2 separate regions of the Homo sapiens genome follow, and region 1 is linked to region 2. Evidence: chromatin contacts called from ENCODE Hi-C or POLR2A ChIA-PET data. All regions are on one chromosome and are shown on one strand. Each heading gives the region's core, a stretch centred on a gene start or an enhancer-like site at or near the end of the contact. The rest is flanking DNA. Distances are from core to core; before and after follow the strand shown. Region 1 overlaps PIWIL4 (piwi like RNA-mediated gene silencing 4). Region 2 holds the start of AMOTL1 (angiomotin like 1).

Region 1 (5,977 bases), core at 2,855-5,354, 170 kb after region 2:
CAGTTCTCTTAAATGGCCATTAAAACACTGGTGAATTAATCAATCCATTTGAAATGCCTTCTCATTAGCCATTCACTCTGCAAAGCCCCACCCACTCCTACCCATTTCCCTTGGCTTTTCCTTTCTCCTCATTTCTCTCCTGATTTGATTCTGTCAATTCCCTCAAATTCCCTTCTCACAGAGCTGCTTCTCCAGCTATCTCCACTCCCTCACCCCCAACTTTGCAGTGATCCTTTCCTATGGTTTTCGAGTTATCATTCCCATTGGTCCCTCCCTGACCCCACCCAAAGATAAGCCAAAGTTGAGAATTAGCTTAAACTATGGTGCTTTTCCCATTAGGTACAAGATAACCAAAATAAAGGACACAAAAATACACTTTTTTAAAAAAAAGCTGAAGTTGAGAGTATGGATATGAGTGGGGGGTGGATAGAGAAGTTTCAAGTCCCCTGGCTTTTTTTTTTTTTTTGAGACAGAGTCTCACACTGTCACCCAGGCTGGAGTGCAGTGGCACGATCTTGGCTCACTGCAACCTCCACTTCCTGGGGTCAAGCGATTCTTGTGCCTCAGCCTCCCGAGTAGCTGGGATTACAGGCGCCTGCCACCACGCCCGGCTAATTTTTTCTAATTTTAGTAGAGACGGGGTTTCACTATGTTGGCCAGGCTGGACTCAAATGCCTGACCTTGTGATCCACTCACCCCGGCCTGGCCTCCCAAAGTGCTGGGATTACAGGCGTGAGCCACCGCCCCTGGCCTACTCCTACTTCTTATCAGATGCTTTCCGCACTGAAGGGCCTACCTCCGCCTCCTTCTCATCTTTTATTCTCCACTTTCAAAAGCCCCCAAATTGTAGAAAAGACATGCACTGTCAATGATTAGCAGAAGAAAACAAAGTAATTTTTCCACCTATAGAATTATTTAAAGTCACAATGTCAAAAGCTAAAATTATTTACATTTAATTATATAAAGTGAAGAAAAATATTTTTAAATTATCAGCAAAAGGCTCTTAGAGGCCTTCCTTCCTTCCAATTCATGAGTTTGGCTCCAAGCAAGAAAAGTGGTAGAACAAGGCAGTGGCCCAATGGGCTGAGAGAAGATGGGAGCCGAGTGAGACTGGTTCCACACCAGGGGCTGGACAAGTAAGCAGGTATGCGGGGAATAACAGGAGCCATGCAACATACATTTCCTAGCTATGTCCATTGAGAAAGCCTGGGGATAGCAACAACCCAGTAGCAATGAAGCACACCAAGTGCCCCAAATCTTTGTATCTAAATACTATTCTCTGCTAAAAGGAATCAGGACTCCTGGGAAAGATATCTGATTCCAGGGCGGGGAAGCAACACTGTAAGATGAGCCTGGAATATCTTATTTTGCCAGAAAGTAAGAAAGTGTTCCAAGAAAGATGGAGACACATGAAAAAGACACAGAAGCCAGCTTGAAGGGGAATCCCACTGGCAAAATCAGGTACAATATTAAGAGCAACAAAATAAATAATAAGAGTAATGGACTATAACAAAATAGGAATCTATGAGTCTATGCAGATATAAAGAAACAAACGAATAAATGGGGAGAAGAGAAAGTTCTTCCTATGCCACCTAATAACTGTAGAAGGACTGATGGAATGGAATACTATCATTTGTTAACCATCATAATAATGATGGATTCAGGCAAGAATTATAATAGATGCTAAGACAAATGGGTAAAAGTTTGATGAGGAACAGGATTATTTATATAGTCTCAAAATATCTACATATGTACACATGCAACTGATAAAGCTTAACTTTACAGTGGAGAAATCGGGCAGATGTCACCATAATCCACCATACAGTGGAGTGACACCTGGTAGGATGCACTTAGAATATAGGATCATTGCTGTGCTACTCTTGCCAAAAGTGCATAACATGAATTTAATCATGAGGAGACATCAGACAAACCCAAATCGAGGGACGTTATACAAAATAACTAGTCTGTACTCTTCAAAATTGGAAGGTCATCAGAGTCAAGGAAAATTAAAGAGCTGTTCCAGATTGAAGGAGAGACTATAGAGACTGGACAACTAAGTGCAGGACAGTAGAGCCTTTTCCTACAGAGGTGACAATTGAGACAAATGAAGAAAACTGTTTCTTAATTTTGATGATTGTCATATGCTTCTGTAAGATAGAGACCTTGTTTATAGAAAATATGCACTGAAATAGTCAAGGGCACTGGGGCATCATGCCTGTAACTTATGCTCAAATAGTTCAGCAAAAAAGATAGAAAATAATAAAGCAAATATGGTAAAAGGTCAATAATTTGGGATTCTGGGTGAAGGGTATATGAGAGAGTTGTTTGTACTGTTCTTGTCACTTTTCTATAAGTTTGATTTAAGTAAAAAATAAATGCTCTTAGGGTGAGAATTCTCTGTTTCATATAAGATCCTTTAGAGTAAAAGAGAAACTCACTAAAAGAAAAGCAAAGAGATAGCACTTAGCTAGTTCAGTTAGTTTGCATGACATAACAACAAGAATGTTGGATGTTGAACTGAGTGAGCGAGGGAGGTAAGAAGGGTAGATGGAATGGACAGGAAAAGCCCTACAATAGCCTGGGGGTGCTGAGGTCTGGTAGAAGAGTAAACATTCCTGGGAAATAGGAATCGTTGAAAGATTTTTAAGAACAGGGATGTCAATTCTAATTTTTCTGGAATGTTGGGATGTGATGTAATCATGCCTTGGCCCCAAACAGTCTGCAAAGTCAGCTACACACACATGCCCTTTGGGAAATGAGGCAACTGTGGATGTCCCACCAGGTGATGCAGCACCGGAGGAAGTGGTCCTCTCTGAAATGCACAGAAGGTGGCAAGAATTCACAGGAAGCAGGAATTTGGGGCCATAGGTCACTTGGAAAAACCTAACCCTCCAAGAATCCCCTGAAATATAGGGAACACTGGATACCAACATTTATGTGATGAGGTGGGAGTCAGTTTATCTTAAATCTTAAGGAAAAGATGACCCCAATGAGTTGCAAAATATGCAGACACCAATGGCTGTTATAGGGGTAACAAGAAGTACTGTATTTTAAAATTAATATTAGAAATGTGGAAAGGAAATAAAATATTGATTAAAATACTAAGATTAATATTTTCTTCGGTGCTTTGGAGAAATGCATGGCAATTTGCAAATATATCATGGGAGGGTATGTTCAGACTGTAGATATAAAGCAGAACTAAAATTATAGATTAAAGGAGTTCAAAAAGTATCCTGTACTTACCAGCTGAACATCAGGATCAACATATTGCTGTATAGCTCTAACAAATGCAGCTGGATTTTCTTGTACTTTTATGCTACATAAAAAGATTAATTTTGAAGCTATGTAACTTCCTTCTTAGTAGCACATACTTATATGGCATTAGAAATAATACAAATAAATTTTCATAACAAACTAGTAGTTTTAGGAAAAATTATTAGAGAAAATAACCTTTTGAGTCTAAAATTGTTTCTTAAACTACAAAATATGACAAAAACATTTCGCAATAATTTTTACAGTGTAAAAAATGGTTTGGTAGAAAATCAGATCTTCTCAATTGTCCAGAATCCCTATAATCAATAATTCTGTTGTTCAAAATGGGGTTGAAAGTGAACTTTTGAAATCCCAAGTCTCACAGTATCAAATGTCTGAAAGAGTGTTCAAGCTCAACCAGGATTAAGATTTCTGTAAGAGTGAATTGCTATAGGAATCTAAAAATGAATGTTTCAGAAAACATCAGGTTAATGAGACCAAGATATTCAGCTAATTTGCATGATTTAGACAAAAATATCTTTATTTTCCTTAGTGGTTGCTTGTCTGGAGCCTGGAATGTCTAGCCTTAATCAGCGCACAAGTACTTAACAATTATCTGTTCTGTGCTTACATTATGTTAGGGGCCAGCAGCTCCAAAAGTAATTCTCACACACATAGGAATTTGTAAAACTAGTTTCTTTATGTAGAATCAGCCTCTTTTATGTGTATATAAGTGAACTGTCCCAATGCCCAGCGGCTTTTTAAAACTCGCCCAGCAGGTGACAGGACCATCAACCCCATGACTGCAGATACTAACAGACCTATGTGACTGGCTGGCCGAACCGTCTCAGCAACTAGATGGTCCTGACTCATCCAATTCAAACTCTCGCACTCTGACTCTGCTGCACTTACAGTCCACTCCTAAAATCATCAGGTGAATGTTTTAGAAGACAGAAGCTATGCATATAAATCTAACAGGTAAATGGATACTTCATGGAAAAAAGAAGGTTGAAATAAAATACGAGCTTTCAAATAAAACAGGCCAAGGACAGAACATAGCAATGGGCTTGTTCCAGAATTCACATGAGAAAGAGCCTGTGATGTCAGCCCAGGATCTGCGGACTGTGGCTTCTTTCATAATCATTTCCTGCTTTATTAGCTCATGGGTTTAGAGAAAGTAGAGCGGGTGAAACTCAATCCAGGCTATTTATTAACAGATTTGATAAGAGGAGAGTTCTAAACAATGGTGTTAAATGAGACTTTGGGATTAATACTTGTGCTGCTGATGCAATTAATTAGTAACTATGTGTTTAAAGAATAACTCCATTATAACAAAGAAAAGTATCTGTTCCTCTTTTCTAAGCATATCAGTTTCAGTAAAATGAGGCATGACCAACTTTATGGCTTTTCTAAAGCAAAACAGTATTTATTTTCAGTGTGATTGTATATGTATCTCTTACTCAATGAAAAACTATTTATTTATCTTTCTCATTCCCAGCAACTGGCATAGTATCTACACATATTAGTACTCAATAAACATTCTAAGAATAAATGGTTGACCTTAGTCTTATCAGAAAACTCTCTGAATGACTAATAGTATGCTACAGTAACAGAATCAGAAAAGCTTATTTGAGATCTATTTTCATATTAAATTTTAAAGCATAAAATCAAGTAAAAGTCAGGACATGCAACTTCTGTTTTTTAATATCCATTTCCTATTAAGTAAATAACTGATATGAAAAACTGATCTGAAAGAAGGAAAAACAGTTGAGAAGACAATATATGGACTTATTAAAGATTTATATCCCAACTGGTACTGGAAAGATTTTCAGGTAATGACACTACTGCTTAAGAACTGGGTACAAGTTTTACAAAGGCCAACATAAAATATATTCTAACTTTATAAAAGTTTAGTCATTACAAAATCTATCTACTTATGACTACTTTCTTGGCACTTTACATTAGGAAACTACTGGGATAAAGAAGCTTTTGTTGATACATCTGCCATTATTCCCTACCTTCTAACCAAACCAAATTAATATATGAACAAAATTCAATGTATTCTCACATTTTGGGGTAGTCCACATTAAATCCCATGGAACCTGCAACTCTTCTCAAGCAGTTCAGAAAGCTCTCGGCAACATATTCAGTTCTGTCGCTACATAAAATCAACCAGGTATTCAAAGACTGTGCATTTAAAATCTTGCAAGTTCGAATATCCTTGGACCAGTCAGCAGCAGACACAGGTTGACACTGAGAAAAATAATGATCATGAAAGGATTGAACAAATTTATTCAGAGAGCAGCTAAATAAAGACAGTGTGAAGATGGCCAACTTTTGTTATAACTGTTTAACACAGTTTGCTATTCAGTCTTAAAACACAGATGCAGGCACTGCACATCCGAACAGAATACATGTGCTTTCTGGGAGTGGAAGCATCTGGGCGTCATCCCAGGTCTTCCAGGCACTGGTGGCCCTTGGAGGTCCCTTTAACCTCATGATTCTCTGCGGTGCACAGAGAATGGTGTCTGATTCAAAGATCTCTGAGGTTCCCTTCCAGCTCTGAGTATCTATGCCTTTATTATGAATGACTCAGGCAAACAGCCTGTATCATTTTATCTTTTACTTTAAGCATCTAAATATCTCAGAGAATGCTGATTATCAATACTCTAGGTCATCATAATAAAACTAACACACCCTACAGAACAGTTAAGTGTTGCAAGAA
Region 2 (5,569 bases), core at 2,550-5,049:
GCTACTGTACTATGGTTATGTAAGATGTTACCAATGGGGGAAACTGGGTGAAGGGTACACAGGACCTCTCTACTATTTTTGCAACTTCCTATGAAGCTATGATCATTTCAAAACGAAAAGTTAAAAGTAAACAGCAGACATTTTACTTAAAAACAAAATGAAAAAATAGAGGTATATAGCTGCAATATTGGCCAGTGAGGTCTCAAACACAGGTTTAAACACACACCATAGAACGACAGTTTTTGAAAACTTAAATCTAATTCTTCAGTATCTTAACAGGGATACATTTCCAACACCTTAGAGCTACTCTCCTACTCTCTCCTAAAAGATGGGGGGAAAATGCCTGATGTGTGAGCCCCTTTAGGAGTCCAGGAGTCCTGTCCTGAGTGTCCAAAATGAATATACCCTAAGGTTACACAAGGCCTGGCCGTGAGAGCAGAGCCAAGGGCCTCACAAGTTAAAGTAGAACTCAGCTTGATGCCAACACATAAACCAAGAGCAGGAGTGGCTTCCTTCCAGCAAAAGTAGAGGACTGCCCTACCCACAATGGCCAAGATTTACATTGTACCTCTCCTTCAAGACAAAACAAAGCCAAGCCAACAAAATTAACTTTAAAAAAATCACTAGGCAAACAAAAAAACAAAACAAAACATAAAACCACAACAACCTCAGACTATTTCCAACAAACCTTGTAATCAAATATCTCCCTTTACTTGACCTCCACACTACCCCTTGCTTTTCGAGGATTTTATTACCTACTAAATTCTGAGTCATAAGAACCTGCCAAAATTAATGAAAAATAGGAGAAAAATTATTCAAAACACTGCAGAATTTTCTGACCTGAGCTTCCTTATGCATTTAAAATGCAGATAGCCACACACCGCACCCCCCCCCCAACCCCGCCAAAAAGAAAAGAAAATAGAAAAGGTTACTTTGGGGGAATTTTATATATCAGAAATATTAGCAGGTCCTATAAAGTTACTTCTTTTTAATTTATTGGCCTGAAAAATCAAACTTTTACAATTTTCACTAGCAATTCCCATTTCATGTCATTAATTATTTTTTTCAAAAGTCTTTGTTTTATCATTTTCAAAGCATTTTCACAAATTACTATGAAGAAATGCAGCACTGATACCTAGAGGCTATACCTTTCAACAGAACTCTCACCAGCCAGACTGCTCATTTCAATTAGTTCAGCCATCTTTTCCCTAGGCCCTGGGTCCACACTTTTCCTTAGGGGTAGACATCAGAAAAGCTGAGCTCTACCCACAACAGCCTCTAGACTAACTGGCCCAGGGCAGACACTCTCAAGTCTGATCAGCGGAGTGCTTTCCCATAAAATCACTCACATTTCTGCATTCATGTGTTTTTCTTAACGACAGCACTTTAAAATCTCATTTAAACTGAAAATCCTCCATTAGCCTCCGTGAAAAGATGTATTTTTAAATGCTTTGATCTCCACATGCCCTTTGGAAAATTAGTATGCTACATCCTCCATCATCTGCAAAGAACCTGAAAGACCAAGACTTCTGTGCATTTTAAAAAGAAGGGGGAGGGAAAGGGGCGTTACAGGTACAGCACCTTCTCTCCTATCCACCTGCAGGTTTACAAAGGTTTCCTTATTTATCTTGAAAAATGCATCACAGAAAAACAAAAGTGCACTCCAAGAACTAAACATCCTCATCCCTCCCCCCAACCCCCACCACCATCATAAGGAAAAGTAGAGCCTGTATAAAGCCTTCTACCTATGTCCTACCCTTTTCATTCTGGTCGAATCGGTGTTTTCCTTCATTCTAGTCAAATCAGTGCTTTTCCACCCTTTACTAACAGTTCAAAGTATATTAAACTACTGTTCCCACATTATTCTCATAAAGAGCCTTCAAAGTAGATACACACTATAAGGCTCAGAGCACCTTACTAGGAAGTAAATGTCAGTTGCTCTAGATTCTTTAAGACCTTGCAATCTAGAGAGCTCCTTAATCGTTAACCTGGGTCTGACTTCCACAGCTGCCCGGGCCCAGGAGTGGTATGCAGCCAGGGGAAATCTTAGCCAGTTTGGCAGTGACCCATAGGCCAGTTTTGGAAGCAGGGAGCCATGATTGTTTAATATTTCAAGCCTTGACTTTTTGCTTCCCGAAAAGGAAGGAAATTTTCTGGAACTGTAGCTATTAATAGCCCTCTATTCTGGTTTAATTCGTTTATGGTGAGCAGGTTAGCACGTTACTGCTTTGGTTAGCCGAAAGCATCTTCGAGGTATCACAACTGGCTCTCGAGACCACGTACCCCACCACCACCAAGGCCTTCTATAAGCAGTACAAAAACTCAGTTCTCATAACATGCCTCAGGAGAAGAAAATGGGAAACCAAGGCCTCACAGAGAAAGGGAGCTGAGGGACCATGGGGACAAAATGTTGGGTCCAAACCGCATCGTCTCAGGAGGCCGCACGCTCAGGGCCCACCTCTGAAACCCCAGTCCAGGTGATCCACACGCTAGCCCGGCCAAAAGGTATTTGCCACGCGGAGACAGGAAACCAACACCGAAGCCAAAAAGGCAAAAATCTTCGAACAAAAATGGAAAAGGAAAGTCTTCCTAGTCATCAGTAAAGATAGGAAGAGTAGGGTGGGCGAGGCGCGGGAGCTTTGCGCAGATACCCGGGATTCTCGGCCTGGGGCTCTGAGGGGGGAAACTTGGACACGTCGCCGCGAGCGCAGTCCAGGTAGCGGAGGCCCTAGAGGTGCGCGCCAGGGCTCGTCTGCTCTGCCGCCGCGTCCTCCAGCCCGGCCGCCTATGGGGCACGCTCGGTCCCTGTCCCGGCACTAGGCCACCGTTCCGCTCGGCTGTCATCGGCCAACGTACCACTCTCCCTCCTGCCACAAATGTCACATTCCAAGAAAAAACAGTTCCATTTGGAAAGTTTAAATTTTCTCCCCGCGAAAGCAGATTATTGTAAAGGCAGCCCTAACAGGCAAGCGGGAGCTGGATGTAACTCTCCAGTTTGTCAAAGAAACTTGTCTGGGGAGAGAACAAAGAAGGAGCAGCAGCTAACGCGATCCGAGCGTCTGGGGCTGGGGTGCGACCCTTTCGTCGCCCCCACCCGCCAGAGCCGGGTCTGGCCGGCGGGCAGAAAGGGTCCAGTCCACAGCGCCAGAGCCCGTCGGGCGGGCCGGTGCGCGCGCCTTTGTCTCGCGCCGGGGAAAGCTGCACCGGACACCCCCTTCCGTCCCCTCCCTCGCCGCGAGACCCGCGCGCGGGCGCGGGCGCGCCTCGGAGTGTCTGGCCATATGGCTGCGCCCCTCAGGAAAGGCCAGCCCCGCGTCGGGCGCGCAGCACCCCGGGGCCCAAACCCCGGGGCCACAACTTCAGTCAACGTGGGTCGCGGGGCGGCAAGACGCTGAGGCCCGGCCCGCAGGCAACTGGACCTGGAGCGGGGCAAGGGAACCCGCTTAAAAACAACAATCTGGGATCTCAGCCCCGGGCCCCCAGAAGCTGCCCCCTTCCGTGAGCAGCAGGGGCCCGGGGAGCCCGGGGCGACTGGGTTCTTCGCGTGGGAGACTCGGAGACGCCCTCCCGGCACCTCGAGTGGGGGCTGGTTACCTTTCACCGCAGGCTCACAAGTTCCCCGGCGCAACTTTGCCCTCCACATGAGGCGATCATGGCTAGTTCAGTCCCTCGGCTGGGGAAGACGGCTGCCGGGCAGCGCGGGGAAGTGGCGCCGGACAATCAACCCCATTCACACAGGGCTTCACCTCCAGCCCCAAACCCGACAACCGCTGCTGGGTCCTAGAGCTTCTCGCGCGCTCCCGCCGCCGTCCGCGCTCCCCGCTCCCCGCGCGCGGGCCGGGGAGGGTCGCCCGGGCTCGTCACTAGAACCCTACACTCCACCCCCGCCGTGGCGCCCGGCCGCTGGGCCCTAGAGCCCGTCTGCAGACACCCGCCGCCCCTCCCCGGGCCGCGAGACTGCCAGGCTGAAATTGCCCAGAGCTCAAGCTGACGTGTCTCCCTGAGACTTAGGAGGGCGACAGCATCCCTTCCTTTGTCCCCTGCCGGGTTTTGATTAATTTCAGACTCACCAGTTCTCCCTCCACTTTGTCTTCCTTCCCCACCAGCCCAATGCCGGCCAAAATTCTGTTTCCGGATCTGCCCAAAAGTCTAGATTTGCTTAGGTTGGTTTTTTTTCTTCTTAAGTGGAATTTCCAGGTAGAAAGTGGCCACACTTTTCTCAGCATTCCCCAGGCCCCAGTGCTTCCATCACGCACTTGAGATTGGGCGATAAGCTGCTACTATGTGCTCCGTTGACAAACAGAAGGGCCAAAACAGACCTGACAGCCTCGGATATTAAATGTGTTCGCAGAACCGTACATCCTCTGGCCATAAATCCCCAGGCTGTTATCTGCCTGAGTAGAGGTAAAGAAAGTAAGCGACTCTGGGAAAATGTTGCCCCACCTCTTAAAATCAGGCTGTGCTGAGAACTACTCATCCACCTCATTATATTGGTTTATACTGGCGGCTCTCTGGAGCCCTAATCTGGGGTGCCCGAGCCTGCCCCATAGCACTTCTGCCTGGCTTTTTCCGGGCAGCTCTACTGCTTGGAGAAGAGAAAGCTAGGTAACTGTACAGTTGCTGCCCAGGATGTTAGTGGGAGAGTTAGCGCACACCAAGCCTCTCTTATCTGGTGCTCCCTGCCTCTGTTTACCTGCTATCTAGGTCCGGCCTTCAGGGACTCCTCCCTGGATTGTGGCAGTTCCCTAACTAGACTGCCAGCAGTTTTACCTCTCATCAGTTCTGGTGGGTTGCATGTCCTGATTCTGATTCCCCTGATGGGCCCTCCTACTGAGTAAACTCTGCTCTCAAGATAAAGCCCAAATGTAATCATTTAACAATTATTTATGAAATGCCTACTCCATTTAAAGTCATCTACCCTGGTACACACAAAAGAAACTTAGCACACAAAAGAAACTTAGAGCAGCTGACCAGCCCTTCAAGGATCTGTTATCTGTCTAAGAAGACAAGATGTGTGAACAGAAAACAGGCAAGCAACAAAGCAGGAGATCCAAGTACTGCAGATGCCTGGGAAGGGCGGAGAGAGGCACTGACTACACAGAAGGAAAAGCCTGGGAGGGTGGTGGAGTTCAGACACAGCAGAAAGAGGAAAAGGCAGCACTGGGCAAGCAGAGGCAAAAGCCAAGAGGGAGATGACAAGGTCTGGGTGCTTGGGAAGAAGGCATAGAGGAAAGCGTTTTTACCAGAAACGAGGAGAAAACAAGGGAAGGCAGAATAACAACGTCACAAAAATGTAGGCCTGGAAAGAATCTAAGAAAGTGTCAACTAAACCTTTCACTTGCCGGATGAAGAAGCTCAGGCATAGCTGTTGAATGACTTGTCCAATGTTACAGAACAAGTTTAGTAGCAAAGCCAGGTATAGAAACAACCTCTGCCTCAATGTGCCTTGTATTACACATTGTGAACCCTGAATCGCAAATTAGGAGCTGAAGTGGTTATCTTATGGACAGTGAAGGGACCACTGATTCACCTAACATTTGCGCGAATTTAATACAAATTGGGGAAGAAG

What was found. A loop is a pair of places that touch in the nucleus more often than their neighbours do. ChIA-PET counts read pairs that join two places held with the same protein, here RNA polymerase II (POLR2A). Pooled maps may share reads with other maps.
Region 1: a loop to region 2 is called in a pooled map, with 6 times the contacts of the local background. The contact joins the enhancer-like site here to the promoter of AMOTL1 in region 2. A Hi-C loop is called at or near these places in 6 of 37 single-sample maps with no recorded cell type and 4 of 50 pooled maps. POLR2A ChIA-PET finds 5 or more read pairs at or near these places in 1 of 52 experiments (H1).

Annotation. Positions count from the first base shown.
Region 1 is chr11:94,601,323-94,607,299 of GRCh38, reverse strand. PIWIL4 (piwi like RNA-mediated gene silencing 4) reads right to left here. Exons shown (of 20, transcript NM_152431.3): 12 at 5,321-5,505; 13 at 3,244-3,316. The region is part of intron 4 of PIWIL4-AS1 (PIWIL4 antisense RNA 1); the gene reads left to right. Among named protein-coding and RNA genes, the nearest start is that of LINC02700, 34 kb to the left of the region's middle. RefSeq lists an enhancer at 4,174-4,393. Within about 2 kb of position 4,104, at least 11 of the 41 ENCODE cell types and tissues checked have a DNase peak (open chromatin) inside an H3K27ac peak, as active enhancers do.
Region 2 is chr11:94,766,586-94,772,154 of GRCh38, reverse strand. It overlaps AMOTL1 (angiomotin like 1), which reads right to left and starts at 3,799. Exons shown (of 13, transcript NM_130847.3): 1 at 3,595-3,799. The coding sequence starts at 3,643.